2 separate regions of the Homo sapiens genome follow, and region 2 is linked to region 1. The links are chromatin contacts, found by Hi-C or POLR2A ChIA-PET in ENCODE. All regions are on one chromosome and are shown on one strand. Each heading gives the region's core, a stretch centred on a gene start or an enhancer-like site at or near the end of the contact. The rest is flanking DNA. Distances are from core to core; before and after follow the strand shown. Region 1 holds the start of TGILR (TGF-beta induced TARBP2 interacting lncRNA). Region 2 has its middle 53 kb from the start of TGILR.

Region 1 (6,409 bases), core at 1,732-4,231:
GAGCTCTGCTTAGCTGCAAGAAGAGACGCAAAGGGGCGGCACCAGCCCCACAGACGCAAGGATTGCTTGGGATAGCCCAGGGCTTCCACTCTCCACTAGGGCTGTGAATCTCTCACTGGGCTGCTGGTGAGGCAGCTCCACATGACTCAGGAAGACACTCTTGGGCTGCCCAAAGCATTTTAGGGGGCCTACCCAGCCTACAACAGGTGCAGCTGCCGGGCGACCCAGCCTGGCAGTCCTCAGGGCCAGGCCCTATGTTGTCTCCAGACACAAGGAGACATTTGAGACTACCAGGGTAACTAACTGACGCTCAGCTGAAGGAAGCTGACAGCATTGCCAGCCAGAGTCTTTATGGACCCATCGGTCACCATCTCTTGGATTGGTTTGCCATGTATACGGGCTTGTGTGCAAACACACACACCTATTCACCTGGTTCCCATGGGGATTTAGTGTAAAGTTCTGTGGATTCTTTCTCCCACTTACAAAGCAGCCTGTGTGCAGACGAGTGGACCTGGAGATCTGATGATTTACACTGGGACCAGCCCAGGGGAGGGAAAGCGGATCCAGGGACCCAGCTGCCCCTGAAAGAAAGGCTGTGTTTGCAGTGCTCGGGGAACATGTATGCATCTTTGTTTTGGGGACAAGGAAGGGAAGGTGACTTGCAAGGAGCCCTGTTGCCTAAGGCTTAGGGAGAAAACTGAGATTCGTTTTTCTGTTTCCAAGGAAAGAAAAAAATCCATCAAGCAAATGATTCAAGGTTCACCTCCCACATGCTCTCTGGATAAATTGCAGGATGGTGGTTTATATGCAGTATTGGGCCTCGCTCCTGAGCCACATTGAGCTACATATTAAGCACCACTACTTCAGTGGGATCAAACAGTCCTGTAAATAACAACCTCATAGCCAGTTACTGACATCAACTCCATCCACAGGCTTTGGGAAATTACCTCCAGCCACATCAGCGTATTTCTTTTTAATATCTCAGAAAAAGGTATGAAATTGCTCATTCCCAGCTCATATTACATTGACCAGTAATAGAAAGATACTGCTTTGCTCTGCATGTGGCAGAATGTGGTCCCCTCTGGCCCTGCCCAGCCAGCTCTGTGCCCCCGACCACCAACCCTGAGTGCAGAGCCCGTCTCTAGCCTGTGAAGTCTGTCTTTTTTTGGAGCCTGTAGCTTTTTGAGAGAATGACCAGGGGGCACTTGCTTTGAGTTGTGGGAGTTTTCTCCTTTGTTTGAAGGAAGGGTCCTACTGTTTTCTCTGAGGCCTGCTGCTGCCTTGGAGATAGGCTTCTTGCTTCTTAACAGCTAAGCAGTTGGAGAAAAACCAACGATTTCTTCCTTTCGCAGCAGTGTGTCTTCTCTGGGAAATTCAAAGCATAACTCTTGACAACAGTCCTGGATACCTGGTGCCCTGCACCCCCCTCCGTGGTCGTGCAGACACTGAATCCTCCCTGAAGCACAACAATCCTGCCCTAACTCCCTTCCACCCACCACCACAGGTGGCCAACTACTTTAAAAGTCCATAGCTCAACCATTTTTACAAAAACTACAGCTATTTGGAATTTCTGTGTTTAACCCGCATGAATTTGATATGTCTTCTCCAGACAAGGGAACTCTTTTCTCCTTCAGTGTGTGTGTGATAGGAATGACCTGAGACATAGAGTCAGAAGCCCTAGGTCCCAGCTCTGGCCCCACTGTGAACAAGCTGATTTCTCTGAACCATTGTCTCCATATCTGTAAAACGTGCATCCCCAAAAATGCCTAATTCAGAGAGGGCAATGAATAAAAAATATACTTGAAAAGTATGGGAGAATGCACCTTATAAATTCTAAAACCAAAATATGATATTACCAAACCATGAAACTTGGCCAGAAAGATGTAATCTGTTCTTATGATGAATTTAACAAATGGATTGCTGTGATTTTTATGGACCCGTTAATATGGTTTCCACAAATAATGAATAGCCAGTAGAAATTGATACACAAAGGATTCAAAATTATTGATTGGCTGTGCAGTGAGCCAGGGAAAGAAAGTGGCAGAATTTTTCTTGATTTATAAAGAAAAAATGAGGGAAGAAGAAAAGATGGGTGAGCTTAAGACAAACATAAGAACCTAACAGAAAGAATATGCACAACTTGGACTACAACAAATAGCTGGGAAATGAGTGACAGGAAGCAAGCTCACCGGCTACATTCTTATCTGGGTCACAATGGAAAGGATATGTCTTCTGCATCTTCACTCTCCCTCTCTGTCTCTGACTCCTATTGTCCACTAGGAAAACAAGCGCTGGAAGTCAAGAACTTTCTCAACACTGGAGCCCAGTGCCCAAATCCATGGCTGGCAGGAGCTGGACTTCAGTGGCCAGTGGCTGAAAGACCTGCAGGCCACTCTTGAGAAAGGGCATGAAGTGGCCTCAGACACCTCCAGTATCTCCTGTTCATGGGGGTCCCTGCTCTCCCAAATGGTTCAGATGCTTCAAAGTTTAACCAGTAGACATAAGAGGAATGTTCTGGAAGCCATTCAGCACTGTCCACAATGTCGCAGGATGAGCAGATCTGTCTGCTAGTAGAAGGAAATGCCGTTAGAGTTTGCTGACCTGAACCCAGATACCAAGTCAACCCAGGTCTTATCCCATCAAGTTGACATCCGCTCTACACAGATCAATGTTTGCAAGAATCATCTCTCTCTGCTCTCTCTCTTCTTCCTTCCTCCACATTACTTGCAGTCTTTTCTAGCCATCAGTTCTCCTGGAGGGTCCTGGCTCCACCTGGAGATCTACAGCAAAGTCCTAGAGGTCCTGCTGAATTTGCTTTTCCCTTTCTCTCCTTGTGGCAGAGCAGCGGCAGGAGAGCTAGGGATGTTCTCCTGCTATGCTGATGCTACTCACAGCAAAACTCCTTCGGTGTTATGCTAACAAGTTTCTGTCTCAACTCCATCTTTCCGCACACTCCTCTCCCTGCTAGGTGCAAGGAGGGGGAAAGAAAACAATCTCTCCCTATGCACTTTAAACATTCCCTGTGATGTGTCACCAGACTTTATCGCCTTTCAGGCACTAGTGAGTCACTTTTTGAGGCAGGGCCCCCGCTCTAATGTCCACAGAATCCCGAAGCAGAGATGCTGCCAAATTCACCCCCACTGGTGGCTCACTGCCAAGGAGAAACAGGAGCTGTCTTTTTTCAGAGGTCTTTAAAAATAGTGTAGGAGGCCAGGGGTACATTAAGTGACCTCTGGAGGTCCAGTCTGGGCTCAGGAAGTTCTGACAAATTCAAAAATGTAGGTTTTAAGAGACTTGGGGGGCTTTACACAACGAGGCCCTTTTTAGCATTTGCTGCTGCAGGCTGATGGGCTGAATTAATCACTGTTCCTCTAATCAACTAAGGAAAATGGTCTTTCCTTCAAAAACAGCTGTCAGCAATGACTATAAATTGGTTCATTTTATGCAGAAAGATGCCCTGTGATAGGCTGTCAGCCAAATGAATGCTGACTTCAATGTGACTTGAAACAGAATGTTGGAAGTGGCAATATATGAATGGAACAAAACAGGACAATGAAGCAGCATCTCCATAGTCACAGCGAGGCATCATGAAGGATATACAGGGAGTACATTTTGAGACTGACAAGCAAAAATCATAATCTTAACAATGTTGCCTAATGTTTAGTGAGCACTTATTATGTCCTAGACTCTACACTAAATATGTCATTTGTCTTATTCCACCTACCATTAAAATATTTCCGAGCAGGAGTGTTTCTATTGAGACCTGCCAGAACATTGTCAAAATCATAGGCCCAAAGAGCCTAGCTTGAAAGCATGCTGTACTCTAGCAGAGGGGCCTGGAAATGCACAAATCACAGAGACAAACACAAATCAGAGCGGCAGAAGCCACCTTGGTCTGAAGCTGGACTTAGGAGAAAAGGCTCTCCACTTGCTATAATAGGTCTTTAGACAATTTCACACCCTCCAGGTCTCTGGCAGAGCTTAGAGGCTAAAATTTTGTTTAAAAACAAACAAAAGCAGTTTGCCTTAAGTGGGCAAATGGAAAGGGAGATTTTTTACTTGCAAATAAGGAAATGATATTTAGTAATTTTCTAAGCATCTGTCTGTCCTATGTTTTGCTTTAGGGACCTATAACATTCCTCAGTGCTTGCCAATCTCTAGTTTGGAAGCCAAAAGACACTACCTCATAGGCAGTGAGTCAGCAAATGAGAGTGGGTGGGAAGCCAAGGGAGTAAGAATAGGTGGAAAGGGCTGGACAGACTCCAAATCCAAGCTCTGTCACTGACGAGCTTCAGGACTTCGGAAAAATTACACTAACTCCTTTAGCCTACCTCCTAATCTGTAAAACAGACATAACGAATGCTACCTTGCAGAGTCGCTGTGTTCATGAGATAATGAACATACATTATTCATTGCCCATGGATGTGCCTGCTACATAGTCAAGATTAACTCATGGTAACTATTATTTAAAAGGACCACTGGATCCAACTCCAAGATTTACTATAAAGCTATGGTAATGAAGGCAGTGTGGTATTGGTGAAAGAACAGAGAAAAAGATCAATGGAACAAAATAGAAAACCTGGAAATAGACTTACATAAATATAGTCAGCTGATCTTCAATAAAGGAACAAAGACATTTCAATGGAACAAAGGTCATCTTTTCAACTAATAGAGCTGGAACAACTTGTCCACAAAAGAGTCAAACTCTGTAAATATTTGAGGAGATTTGTTCTGAGCCAAATATGAGTGACTAATGGCTCATGGCATAGCCCTCAGGAGATCCTGAGAACACGTGCCCAAGGTGGGGTCAGGGTACAGCTTGGTTTTATACATTTTATTTTATTTTGTTTTTTTATTTAATAAAGTTTTATTTTTCCAAATGTACAATTGGTTGAACCTGTTCATGCATCTTCACCAGCAGCTGGAGCATCCCCGCCCTTGGTATTTCTGGTGTAAATTACTTGAACTCTGTGCTTTGAAACAGTTTGTTAAGTCCTTTACTAAGGAGCTCCTGAAGGGCTGCTCTGGCCAGGGAACCTCGAATCTTTAGTCTCTTAGAGACCACAGCTGGAGCTCTAAGTTTATAGTTGGGAACTTCCTTACAGAGTTTGTCATAAGTAGCTTTGTCAAACAAGACTAAGTTATTGAGCTTGTCCCGAACTTTGCCTTTGGATCACTTCTTCATTTTGGCTTTGCCCCAGGATTTGTTCACTGGGTCTTTGTCTTTCTTGCCCAACTTTTTGGCATCTTTCTTCTTCTTGTTGTCCTTGGGTGCCCTTGTGAAGCTCAGAGAGCAGCGGAGAACCGATTTTACACATTTTATGAGACAAGAGACATCAATCAAATACATATAACACGTACATTGATTCAGTCCAGAAAGACAGGACAACGGGAAGCTGAAGGGCTTCCAGGTCACAGGTAGATTCAAAGATTTTCTGATTGGCAATTGGTTGAGAGAGTCAAGTTATTGTCTGAAGACTTAGGAATGTCTGGGTTAAGATAAGTGGTTGTGGAAACCAAGGTTTTATCACACAGATGAAGCCTCCTGGTAGAAGGCTTCAGAGAGAATAGATTGTATTTCTCATCAGACTTAAAGAATCTGTTCTATTAGTAATTTCAAAAGGGAGGAGGATGTAATGAGGCATGTCTGACCTCCGCTTCCCATCATGACTTGAACTCGCTTTTCAGGTTACCTTTCGAACGCCCTTGCTAAGAGGAGGGTTCCATTCAGATGGTTTGGGGGCTTAGAATTTTGTTTTCGGTTTATAAACCGGGTGTTCAAATGCATATATATCCCCATAACTATATATATATATATATATATATATATATATATATATATATATATATATATAACTATATATATAACTTTATATATAGTCTTTGCACCCTTCACAAAAACTAACTCCAAATAGATCAGAGACCTAATAGTAAAATGAAAAACTATAAAACTCCTAAAAAGTAACATCAGAGAGAATACAGATTACCATGATTCCTTCAATGACTTCTTAGATACAACACCAAAAGCACAATCCATGAAAGAAAACATTGATAAGCTGTACTTCATTAAAATTAAAACACCAAAAGCACAAGCCATGAAAGAAAACATTGATAAGTTGTACTTCATTAAAATTAAAACTTCAGTCTGTGACAGCCAGTTAAGAAAATGCAAAAACCAGCAATAGAGTGTGCAGTCAATTCCTTTCATTTGATGTTACCTCAATTTCCGTTTTCATTCTCATACAAGAAGCAGGGCTCAACCACCTTTGATGTGGTTTCCAGTTCTCCACCTCCTCCCAGTTCCTCAAGGTGCTTGATCCAAATATCTGCCCCATACAACCACCTCCTGGTGACCACCTCTCTATGGGACAGCTAGATACAACTTGCTTGAAGCACTCCACTGACCCCC
Region 2 (6,409 bases), core at 2,488-4,987, 53 kb after region 1:
CAAAGATAATATTTGAATGGCAAATAAGATGCTCAAAATCAATAGGGAAATGCAAATGAAAACCACAACAAGATAGGACTACATACTCAATAAAGTGGCTAAAATTAATTCAACTGACAACGTCAAGTATTTTTGAGGCTGTAGAACCCCTGGAAGCCTCACACATGCCGGTGGAAATTTAAAATGGTAAATGGTACAGCCACTCTGCAAAACAGTTTGCAATTTCTTACAAAACTAAACATAAACCTATTATGTGACTCAGAAACACTCCTAGGAATTTACATGAGAGAAATGAACACATGTAACCACACAATGACTTGTATATCAACGTTCATAGCAGCTTTATTCAAATAGCCAAAACTTGGAAATGAATGTTCTTCAACTGGCAAATGGGTAAACAAATTGTATATATTCATACAATGGAATACTACTCAGCAGTAAAAGGAGAAAACTGCTGATACACGCAGCAATGCGTGATGCATGATGAATCTCAGAAGCATTATGCTAAGTGATGGCAGCCAGACACAAAAGATTACATATGCCATGATCTCACTTTATGAAACTGTACAAAAATCAAAACTAAAATAACATAAAGTAGATCAGTGATTGCCAGAGGCCAGGGAGTGGAGGAAGAGAATGAGGGCAAAGCAGCAGAAGGAAATTTTCCGAGGTAGTGGGAAATACTCTATGTGTTGATTATGGCTGTGGCTACCCGACCATGTACATTTGCCAAATAGCACAAATTGTATGGCTTAAAACGTAACACCTCAATTGAGATGCTTAAAAACCAAAAATATTATGATGAGCAAAAGAAACCAAAATCAATACTAAAGCAAAACAAACAAAACAAAAAGACTTAAGCCTATAAAGCTTTATAGATTTATAAGAGAAAAACAAACAGCCACCCAATTTTGGAAGCTGGAAAGCAGATGGGCAAGTGGTAACTGACTTAGCAGACCTAAGAAAGCCATTCCCAAGTCAGCTCCAAGATAAACTGGAAAACAGCTTGATTCGCATTGCCTGAAGGATCAGATACTGGCAGATCCAGGCATCTCTTGTAGGGGTAAAAATGGGGCCCAAAACAGGAAGACTGGCACGAAGTCTATTTGAGAAGCAGTTTAACACCCAGATGTAGGGTTGCCAGATAATATAGGATACCCAGTTAAATCTGAATTTCAGATAAGGAATGAATAATTTTCTGAGTATAAGTGTGTCGCAAATATTGCATGAGGCACACTTATGTTAAACAATTACTTGTTATCTGAAATTTAAATGTAAGTGGGTGCCTGCATTTTGATTTGCTAAGTCTGTCGACTCTGCTCAGATGGCCTCTCCTACTTTGACAGAAGTGTGGAGATAATAAAACAGTGTTGTACAAGCACAGTTGAGTTTGAAGATACTGGATGGAAAACAAGAGGAATGATGGGAAGTTTCTCTAATTGATGTCTAGACCTTCAACAACTTCCCAGAGAACTGAGAGCGAGGCCTATTATCTCCAGGTTGAAGTCTGGAAGATTCTTCCCTGGGGAAGATGACCAGCTCAAGGCAAAAGACCTACAAATATTGACTTTGGAAGTTCTCCAATAAAATGACTCTATTAGGCCACCCTGCAGTGAAGACCATAGTTGACAAACTTCCCACGCACACAGAATTGTCAATCAGCTTCACAGGCTCCACTCTTACAAAGGAAGATAGCCTGGAGCACCAGATGTGTGAGCAGCCAATATGAAAGGCGCACACACACACACACACACACACATACACACAGGAAACAAAGACAGAGTGAGAAGAAGAAAGTCTCATTATTAGAGTTACAAGATAATCATGAGAGAATTTCCCAGAAAGTAGAGCCAAAAGATAAAGAGATAGAAAATAGGAAATGAAGAATAAGAAAATGAATGGCCCAATACACAGGTCAACCTCCAATCGTAGAGTCCCAGAAGAGGTGGATGTGAGAAAAATCGATGGGAGGAAATTTTTAACTGAGTGCCCAACTATAAATTCTCTTTCTATGTCTGAAGGAAAGAAAGCAGACTGGGATCAACTGACCATCTTGGCACAGTGATAAGTGCACATGTTAAGAAAATTAGTCTGGGAATAGTGTGTAGAATGGAATTGGACAGGAAAGGCTTAGCACACTGTGACAATTAGTATTTGCTGAATGCGAAGACAACTGTTAAGCTTGTGGAAATAGGAGGTACAATACAATCATAACGGATACAGGTGTGAAGAGATGAAGATCTGGACTGGGGGTAAGCATAAAAATGGACAGGACTGGAAAAATCCTACAGGAAATTGAAAAACAAAATGATACTTCTTAGTGAACACAGAGAGTAAGAAGAATCAGAGGTCTTGTAGCCTGGCAGACAGCAGAGTCATGGAACTCCTGGAAATGGGGTTTGCAGCAGGGGCCGGAGAGGGCTGCCTTCTCAAAGCAATGATGATGAGTTCAATCTTGGATGTTCTGAGTTAATTGAAGGGAAAAAGGTCTGGCAGTGATTGAGTCACTCTTCAAATAGCGAACATGTAAAGCAGTCATGGAGGAGTGCTGATTCTTTCAAAGAAAAGAACATTCTCGAGTTATTTTTAATGGATAAAAATTACCTTTGAGCAAATGTAATGTGTTAATATAGATTAGGGCCATATCAGACAGATAAAGGAGAGAACAATTAACTTCAAAAGCAAAGCTAGACTTAGTGCCTGTACACTCAGGTAGGAAACGCTAAACTGCAATTTGTTCTGAGCTGAGACTATCAATATATTCAGCTTTAGCTGGTTGGGTGGTTATGGCAGCATTAGGGACCATTTCAAAGGCAGGAGTCATCCTGGAGAGCACACACCATACCTCAAGCTGTTTTGAGATACTGTTCAGGTTGGTGTGTGGCCACAGTGGGAAGGGAGTAGAGCTCTGCAACACAGGGGGTCTATAAATAAATCCAGAAAGTGAGATTCATTTGTCTGCGTCATTTCAGATGATCCCTCAGCCCACCCCAGGGGTAGAGGAGTTCAGAATTTCAGATGTGGGTGGGCTTCTACATGTCAGTGTGACCCTGATGGCACTGGGGGTCTGTTCTTTTTTGCCTAGTTGGTGTTTGGTGTTTGCTATGGTCTGAATGTCTGTGTTCCCCTGCAATTCTAATGTTGAAATCCTAACCCCTAACATGATTATATACAGAGGATAATCCCCTTTTTTCTTCCTTTTTTTTTTTTGGAGATGGAGTCTTGCTCTGTCACTAAAGTTGGAGTGCAGTGGCGCAATCTTGGCTCACTGCAACCTCCGACTCTTGGGTTCAAGCAATTCTCCTGCTTCAGCCTCCAGAGTAGCTGGAACTACAGGCACGCGCCACCATGCCTGTTTAATTTTTGTATGTATTAGTAGAGATGGGTTTCACCATGTTGCCCAGGGTGGTCTTGAACTCCTGACCCCAGGCAATCTGCCTGCCTTAGCCTCCCAAAGTGCTAAGATTACAGGTGTGATCCACCACACCTGGCCAATCCCTTTCTTTTGAGAGGTGATTAGATTATGAGGGCAGAGGCTTCATCAATGGGATTAGTGCTCTTACAAAATAGACCAAGGAAGCTCATTTGCCCTTCCACCATGTGAAGACACAGCTAGAAGGTGTGTCCACTATTGTTATAAGTAGATAGATAGGCATGAGCGGGAAAGGAGAGGGCTCTCCCCCGCAACCCACTAGGAATGCTGCGTGATGGTTCGACAATCATTGCATTGCCTCTTTAAAAACAATAATTGGGCAGCGCCAGGGGGAGGTCATTTCCTGATGATTCACACATGTTAACAAAAAAAAATGTTAACTGAATGCAGACCCCAGGGAGAAGCAACTTCCTGGGCATGCACATTAAGACATAAAAATGGCAAAGTACGATGTTCCAGGTACGTGCCATCAGAAAAAGGAAGAAAGCCTCAGATGGGCAAGCGTCTAACTCCCTAAACGTGCTCCCTAATCAGCTTCTAGGAAGAGCAGAAGAGCTGTGGTAATGAATGCAACACGTTATTGACGATACACATGTTGATTCCAAGGAAATGCTGGGTAAGCATGACTCAGAGTCATTGCTGGGCACCTAAACTGTGCATACTCAGTTCCTAAGGGTAAGGAGGGCACTGCACGTGCAGAAAGCCCAGCCTAAGGGAAGAATCATGGGAAAGAGGCCAGCCTATAAACTCCTAGGATCAAGGTTCAAGGCTCTGCTTTTTTCTCTCTTTGACCTTCAGGCGCCCACTTGGATCTCTTCCAAGGGTTCTTTCCTTTCTTTCCCGTTCTAAAGCCTTTTTAATAAACCTCCATTCCTGCTCTGAAACTTGCCTCAGTCTCTTTTTCTGCTTTATCCCCCTCAGTTGAATTCATTCTTCTGAGGAGGCCAGGGCTGAAGTTGCTGCAGATGCCTATGGATTCGCCACCAGTAACTCGGGGTAACTTGGTCTCTTCTACCAGTAACACTATGAACCGGAAAATGGCCCTCATCAGACACCAAATCTGCCAGAGCCTCATCTTGGACTTTCCAGGCTCTGGAACCGTGAGAAGTAAATTTCTGTTGTTTATAAATTACCCAGTCTACGCTGTTTTGTTATAGCAGCCAGAAAAGACTAAGACAGTGTTAATTCTATTTTCTTTTGGTTTCGTAACTTTACAAGAACAGACTGAGAGAAGATTAATTTAGAAAACATCTCAATATCTATGTCGAGCCTTGATAGGTACTATATTCACACAGGGTTTCAGAGTTAAGTTTCTGATATGGTTTGGATCTGTGTCCCTAAACAAATCTCACACCAAATTGTAATCCCTGGTGTTGGGAGGTGAGGCCTGGTAGAAGGTGACTGGATAATGGGGGCACAGTTCTCATGAATGGTGTAGCACCATCCTGCCTTGGTACTGGGTAGTGAGTGAGTTCTCACAAGATCTGGTTGTTTAAAAATATGTGGCACCTCCCCACTCGCTCTCTCTTGCTCCTGCTCCAGCCATGTAAGATGAGCCTGCTTCCTCTTCCGCCATGATTGTAAGATTCCTGAGGCTTCCCTAGAAGTAGAAGCTGCCTTATGTGCCTATGCCTCCTGGACAGGCTGCAGAACCATGAGTCGATTAAACTTCCTTTTTTTTTTTTTTTTTTTTTTTGAGGCAGAGTCTTGCTCTGTTGCCAGGCCAGAATGCTGTGGCGCAATTTCGGCTCATTGCAACCTCCACCTCGCGGGTTCAAACAATTCTCCTGCCTCAGCCTCCCGAGTAGCTGGCACTGCAGGTCCCTGCCACCATGCCCGGCTAATTTTTTGTATTTTTAGTAGAAACAGAGTTTCACTGTGTTAGCCAGGATGGTCTCGATCTCCTGACCTCGTGATCTGCCTGCCTCGGCCTCCCAAAGTGCTGGGATTACAGGTGTGAGCCACCGCGCCCGGCTGAGAAATTTTAATGGTACATGTGTTGCCTCATAATCAGTCAGGAAAAGAACTTAAGTTCAATCCTCTCAACCTACATCATGAGCTAAATAGAACATTGTCGGCTGGATGCAGTGGCTCATTCTGGTAATTCCAGCCTTTTGGGAGGCTGAGGCGGGTGGATCACCTGAGGTCAGGAGTTTGAGACCAGCCTGGCCAACATGGTAAAACCTTGTCTCTACTAAACATACAAAAATTAGCCGGGCGTGGTGGCAGGCTCCTATAATCCCAGCTTCTCAGGAGACTGAGGCAGGAGAATCGCTTGAACATGGAAGGCAGAGGTTGCAGTGAGCCGAGATCAAGCGATTACACTTCTGGCTGAGTGACACAGTGAGACTGCGTCTCAGAAATGACAAATAAATTAAAAATAATAATAATAAAGAGCACATTGCCAAAAGGTCTAAACTCTTCTAGAAGGGCATCATTTGTTACGTCCTTTTTCACAGTTTGCAGTAAATTTTCGTGGTTTGGAGTGAATTAAAAATTGATCCCTCATGATAGGCTCTATAGCAGATTCTACTACAAAGGCTATGTTTACATGACAGACTTTAAATTCTCTTGTGAAAGTGATGCTAAATAATAGAATTGCTCTAGATTGCTTACTGACTAAACAAAGAAGTATCTATACAGCTGCTGGCATTTCTTGTTGTCTAAGAAGAAATACAACACATCAGGTATTACAGAGATTCAGTTGCAGAGGATTAACGAAGAGAATGCTTAAAGCGAGTAGACCATCTAGCTCATTCTTTGATCTGTTTGATTTTAGGTGGTTTGGTTTATGGGGACCTTAGCTAAGGAGCATACGCCAAACTCTTGGTATTATCCTCTGGATAGTCAAAATAGTAGTCTCCCTGGTGTGCTGTATTCCCTCAAAAGTTTTAAAAGTTTGCATGCCGCCATCTCTAGAATGTCAAGCAGTCTCTCTTCAACCGGAATATCAAGAGCTAAAAGAAATGTGTGACC

What was found. Hi-C counts contacts between places; a loop is a spot of excess contacts on that map. ChIA-PET counts read pairs that join two places held with the same protein, here RNA polymerase II (POLR2A). Pooled maps may share reads with other maps.
Region 2: a map of endothelial cell of umbilical vein shows a loop between it and region 1 (4-fold over the local background). The contact joins the enhancer-like site here to the promoter of TGILR in region 1. A Hi-C loop is called at or near these places in 2 of 168 maps with a recorded cell type or tissue (PC-3 and endothelial cell of umbilical vein) and 7 of 50 pooled maps. POLR2A ChIA-PET finds 5 or more read pairs at or near these places in 6 of 52 experiments (CD4-positive, alpha-beta T cell, HepG2, IMR-90 and 3 more).

What each region holds. Positions count from the first base shown.
Region 1 is chr6:3,909,021-3,915,429 of GRCh38, forward strand. It overlaps TGILR (TGF-beta induced TARBP2 interacting lncRNA), which reads right to left and starts at 2,982. Exons shown (of 1, transcript NR_198974.1): 1 at 1-2,982. It also overlaps the pseudogene RPS25P7. RefSeq lists a silencer at 2,712-2,909.
Region 2 is chr6:3,961,499-3,967,907 of GRCh38, forward strand. No RefSeq gene overlaps it. Among named protein-coding and RNA genes, the nearest start is that of TGILR, 53 kb to the left of the region's middle. Within about 2 kb of position 3,738, at least 2 of the 41 ENCODE cell types and tissues checked have a DNase peak (open chromatin) inside an H3K27ac peak, as active enhancers do; they include endothelial cell of umbilical vein, where a contact is called at or near this core.